Linked DNA regions of Homo sapiens: region 2 is linked to region 1. A link is a contact called in ENCODE Hi-C or POLR2A ChIA-PET data. All regions are on one chromosome and are shown on one strand. The core of a region is the stretch at or near the end of the contact, and the rest is flanking DNA. Distances in the headings are between cores, read along the strand shown. Region 1 overlaps BCL2L11 (BCL2 like 11). Region 2 overlaps ACOXL (acyl-CoA oxidase like).

Region 1 (2,700 bases), core at 62-2,561:
CGACTCACAGAGAAGTGTGGGGACTTTGGGGTCAGACCTAGAGCCCTGACTCTACCCTTAACCTTTAGGAGGCCAATTGTCTGGTCTATCCCTTAGGCATGTAGTGGAGATTAAGTAAGAACATTTAGAGATGGAGCTAGAAAATTCTTATTATCATCTGTTATCGTAATTCTGTTTCCTCTCACTTTGAACTGTAATTGAAACATTTTTCAATGGGTCTTCGGCGTTTAGAAAGGGAGATGCCAGGAACTCTGTTCACCTGTCTATCTTTTAAATACTCTGGAACTGCTTTTTAAACAAGTTGTGTGTTTGACCCTACTGCACATGCTGTGTCTGGGTGTAGGCAAATATGAGATGAGGCTGAGGCACTGGTGTGTGTTTAAATGGCTGGATGGGCATCGGGCTAAAGGACTTGTGCTTGTTTGCACCACGTGTGAGTGCTCATCTGTTTGGCAGGTGCCTACACCTGCAGGGCTGCCTTGCAGCTCTGGATCAAGGCCATTAACACATAACCATGAGGAAGGAGATGCAGGTGCCTGGAAGGGGACTTCAGGAGGTCTAACTGGGGTTTTTTTTAAATCTCTTGAGGAGGAAATGAAGATGCACACAAACTAAGGCTTGGCCCTGCTGCAGACGTTCAAAAATAATAAGCTTCTCATATCATCCTTCACTAGACTTCTACCACCTGAAACAAAGTGGAGAGGTTTTAGTTGTGGTTAAACTATGTTACGTCTCACTTAGCTTTTTTCTGAGGCTGAAACATTTTGGAACAGTGTGTTTCTTCTCTGAATCTAATATTCCAACTACTGGTGCCTCACACAGATGTCAGAACAATCTGTCTCTTCTCTGTGGTTGGCCATAGAACAGTGACGATTTCAGAAGTGGCAGGTGGGAGTTGTTCCCCAGTTTAGCCAGCACCAGGTCTGGAGTCTGACAGGCTAGAGACCTACCAAGTGGAGGGCTGTGCTGTGCTGCCTGAAGAGCCTCAGTGCACAGCCTCACCTGGACATTCACTGGAGAAGAGATTTGTGTCACAATAAGCCTTAACTATCATAATTTCTTTGAAATAGTGTGTCAAAAATAGGATAAAAGTTTGGTTTATGCAAATGTAGTTTTTATCTGACTTCTGAAGACCACATTGTCACCATAGCAGATCAGCTGCAGCACCCATAGCTTTGCAACGCTAGGGGAGAGTGCTCTCCTGGTTTGGGGTGAAGGTACCATGCATCTGGGAGGGAACTTCCTAGTGCCCTTTCCCCAGCTGTGGTGACATCAAAGTGCAGCAGGCACAAGCTATGCAAATATCCATGTTGCCTTGGTGATGAATAGAAAGTGGATTTGGTGTTGGGCAGTATTGTAGCAATCTCCTCTGACACCTGAAAACAGCATGCATATGGAACCAGTGCTGAAATACCAGCTCAGCTGCCGTTTGACTGTGGTTGTTGGTCTGAAAGTGGAGAGAGACCAGATCTTCCTGAAGAGCTCCACATCATGCTCAACTGTGTGCTGGGCCTTTTTCTCTCTGACTTCTGTGTCACTTAGTTGCCAGTTAAAATGCTGTTTAGACTGCTGGGTTATGAACGAGTCGTGGAGTGGTAGTTCTAACAGAATCAGGGGGGTGACTCCTAGTTCCATGTCCCACCCTGCCACCTCAGTGTCCCTAAAGATGCCGTGACAGCCCCTGGGTATTCTCAGGCTCCTGGATGTCCATCCCAGGCCCTCTCTTCTGCAGCCTGTGGGGATCAGACACCAACCAGAGAGACTGCTTCCTCAGTTGCCTGAGCCTGGAGCAGAGATTCCCTCTGTCCTTCCTGGTCTCACAGTCCAAAATTCAGCCTCCTATTATATATAATGTATAATAATTTATAGTATATATATAAACACTTAAATATATATAAAAAATAAGTTTCAGGACATCCTATACATTTACTGTTGAAATTCTGTAAGAAACAAGTTTTTGAGTAAGTTAAATTCCTCTGCATCTCAGAGTTCTATAGGTATACCTTGTTTTTGAATGCCTCTTAGAATTAGGAATTGAGCTTGCTTTGATATGACAATGAAATTGTCGTTTTTCCCTCGTTGCTCTGACTGCCAGGAAACTCTTAACTAAACTGTGGCTCTCTTACAGCACATCTCACCCCTGGTTCCCAGGATAACTCCTTGATGTCATGTCTGATCTCAACCTTTTTTTTTAAATTGTGTTACACACATTTGCGCTTTCTTAATTTAAGTCCCCTTTGAGCCATGCTATGTCTAGGTCTGTGTTGTACTTACCGAGTCCTTGGGCCCAGTGGGTGTCAGCCCTGCCTTTGGAGCATGGATGAGTGGGCTGTATTCTGAGCTGCATTGTAGGAATCACTTAGTGATTCTCAATTCGCACTCCAGAACCTCTGTGGCCTCAGCTCAGCCTGAAACAAGGCCCCTTTCAGGTCTGAGGAGCAACGGGCCCTTCCCAGCAGAGGCACAGGCACAGGCACAGGGTGTGCGAGGAGGGAAGGTGCTGGCCTGAAAGCCCTCGTTTAACTTCTTTCCTGCTTCTGGCATTCCATCTTCATGTGGGCCAAGAGTACCCATCCTGTCCTGCCACTGTCTTCAGCTGCACTTTGAGTCACTTGCTTGACCTCTGTAGTCACTGGCTGCAAAACAGCATAGGGAATGCTACCCTGGCACTCAGGGTTGTTGTGGGGACTGAAAAGCATG
Region 2 (2,734 bases), core at 66-2,565, 100 kb before region 1:
TGTGTCCAGCACTGTGCTAGGCACTGAGGGCACAAATATCCATAAAATGTGGCCCTCACCCTCAGGTAGCTCCTTGACAAATAGGTGAGACAGACACTTCAGCACCTTGGAGTGGGCTAAGTGCCGAGAGCAAAGGAATTTGGGAAGCTAGTGGAGCACTCAGTTGGGCACTCAACTCAACCTGGGTTTAGGGAAGACTCCCCTGAGGAGGTGATATTTGAGCTAAGTCCCCATGTCTCTGCAGGAATTTAAATTTAACCAACTGTGTGGGTTCCACTGTGCATGCTGGTGGTGTCGATGTGACACGTTGTGTTCTGACTTTTCCATTTATAGAGTGTTTCAGGTGCACTGATGCATGCCTTGAGAGCTGACTGCCAAAATAGGGGCCCCAGACAGCTGCCTTCCCAGGGGAGGGGTATCCAGAAACTTCCATTCTTGCTGTGCACATTTCCCCAGCTGACCTATAGCTGTCTTGAAATTATAGCATTCAATATTCCTTCCTTGGCTCGGAAGACTTTACGGGCCTTCCAGTAGTTAATGTCAAAGTTAGGTGTCTCTGGGAGGGAATGCAGCAGAAGCCATCAACAGCTAATAGTTGCTCTAGAATTATTCTGAAAGCATGGTGTCCAGGCCAGGGGCCAGGAGTAGAGAGGGAGAGGGGTGGTAGGGGATTAGGAGGGGGAAGGCAGAGGGGTTCCCTCTCTTGCCACAAACAGATCTGCTCTGCTGTCTGTGCATTTACACTTCGCCTAGCTCCTCCACAAAGTTCTGCTATAAGGAGAAATGGGCCAATGTCTTTCCAATCCAAATGCCATCAGAAGCAAGCTCTACATGTGCCCGACTGCCTAAGAGGAGCATATGAGCGCACAGATGGCAGCAGTATATGAGGACATTACACCTGCTCTGCTCCTTGATACTTCATTGTCAAGCATCTAAATAAGTATCTAAATGGAGAACCAGCTAGGAAGTACAAATCCTGGTGTTCAGAAAAGCAGCGAGCCGCCCAGGCGTGGAGGGTGCAACGCTTTGGGGATGCCTACCCATGCGAGTCTAGCACGGCTTGCGGGTGGGGTGTTCCTTCTTGAATGATCTGTTCTCCATTTCCTCTGTGCACAGCTCTGGGGGCAGATTTCATTTCAGACTGCTTTAGAAGACAGGACAGCAGGAGAGGAAATCACTAGAGACAAAAGAAAATTAGAAGGATTTGGTAGAAGTCATATATAGGAAACTGAGAGCAAAATTTGGCTCTCGGAGACTAAAGTTAGTGGGAGGAGAGAACAGGGCCTGGCCAAGACTTATCATTTCACCATTTAAATAGAGATCAAGATGCTAAAGTTCCCAGGAGACATCTCTTTTGTGACTTGCCAAGAGCACGGAGAAATTCCATCAGGGAGCTTCTGAGATATGGATCCAGACTAGCAGACATTAACAGAATTACCAGGTGTCTAGGGGGATCCCAGACTTTTCAGCACACAGTGAGGGGGATGTAAACACTAAAGTTATATGGGAAGTCACGCTGGATGGATTGACGAAGGCAGCAAAGCCTAGCAGTCACACTGAAGCAGCTCCCTGCCGTCAACCAACCACATTTGCACCCTGATTAAAAACTGGAAACGTTAAGAGACTTGAAGATTTCTGCTCTCTGCACCTGCTTAACTCTTCCTCTTGCCCTTACTAAATTTTAGCTGCTTTCTTTTTGGCTAATTTCACAATGTTCAAAAGTCTATTGGAAAAAAAGAAACCCACAAAGCACCATAGATAAAAACTTTGAGATGGGGAAAAAGAAAAATACTGGTTTGATCTGCTCCCTTCCTCTCCCAGAACCCAGGAAAATGCCCAGTACACAAGAAGCAAGGAAGGGAAGGATAAAAAAAGGAGGGAGGGAATTAGTTCTGGATGAAATGTCAGAAAAATGGCCACCATGAAGGCCCCAGTCAACCAATCACTTCCTCTTCTTGGGTCTCCTGATGGAATGTTTTCATCTTTGGGAAAATCTTTCCACCTTTATCTCTTCTAGAACTGTAAAAATGACAGGATGAGCCAGGGCAGTGTCTCATGCCTATAATCCCAGCACTTTGGGAGGCTGAGGAAGAAGGATCACTTGAGGCCAGGAGTTCAAGACCAGCCTGGGCAACATAGATCTCTACAAAAAATTCTAAAAAGTAAATTAGCCAGGCAAGGTGGTACATGCCTGTAGTTCCAGTTATTCAGGAGGTTGAGGCTGGGGAATCACCTGAACCTAGAAATTTGAGGTTACATTAAGGTATGATTGAACCACTGTACTCTAGCCTGGGCAATACAGCAAGACTCTGTCTCTATAAAATAATAATAATAGTAAAAAACTGGAATTGGGATGGGAACAAGGCAACTTGGTGTGTTCCTGAAAACCTTGCCTGATGGAAAGGGCAGCTAATAACAGCCTATTGATAATTGATTAATGTGTTACATTTTGAAAGTACACAAAACATAACATTCAATATCAGGATTAAGATTTATTACATAAGTGAGACAAACCTTCTATTAAAAGTGGAAGGCTCTCAGATTGGATGAAAAATAACACCCAACCATACAATATATATTTCAAAAATGCACATTTTTCCCAGGAAGATGCTGGAGACATACTCATCCCTATTCCTTCTGCTAAGTCCAACTAAAAACACTGGACATTACGTTTAAAACAAACATAAAAGATTCTGAAAGGTAAGAACTAGAAAGTAGACCAAGCTAGGAACCT

The links. A loop is a pair of places that touch in the nucleus more often than their neighbours do. ChIA-PET counts read pairs that join two places held with the same protein, here RNA polymerase II (POLR2A). Pooled maps may share reads with other maps.
Region 2: a loop to region 1 is called in a map with no recorded cell type, with 2.4 times the contacts of the local background. The contact joins two enhancer-like sites. A Hi-C loop is called at or near these places in 2 of 37 single-sample maps with no recorded cell type and 4 of 50 pooled maps. POLR2A ChIA-PET finds 5 or more read pairs at or near these places in 1 of 52 experiments (H1).

Annotation. Positions count from the first base shown.
Region 1 is chr2:111,156,685-111,159,384 of GRCh38, forward strand. The region is part of intron 3 of BCL2L11 (BCL2 like 11); the gene reads left to right. Among named protein-coding and RNA genes, the nearest start is that of BCL2L11, 37 kb to the left of the region's middle. Within about 2 kb of position 1,312, at least 3 of the 41 ENCODE cell types and tissues checked have a DNase peak (open chromatin) inside an H3K27ac peak, as active enhancers do.
Region 2 is chr2:111,056,921-111,059,654 of GRCh38, forward strand. The region is part of intron 16 of ACOXL (acyl-CoA oxidase like); the gene reads left to right. Among named protein-coding and RNA genes, the nearest start is that of ACOXL-AS1, 57 kb to the right of the region's middle. RefSeq lists an enhancer at 375-574. Within about 2 kb of position 1,316, at least 2 of the 41 ENCODE cell types and tissues checked have a DNase peak (open chromatin) inside an H3K27ac peak, as active enhancers do.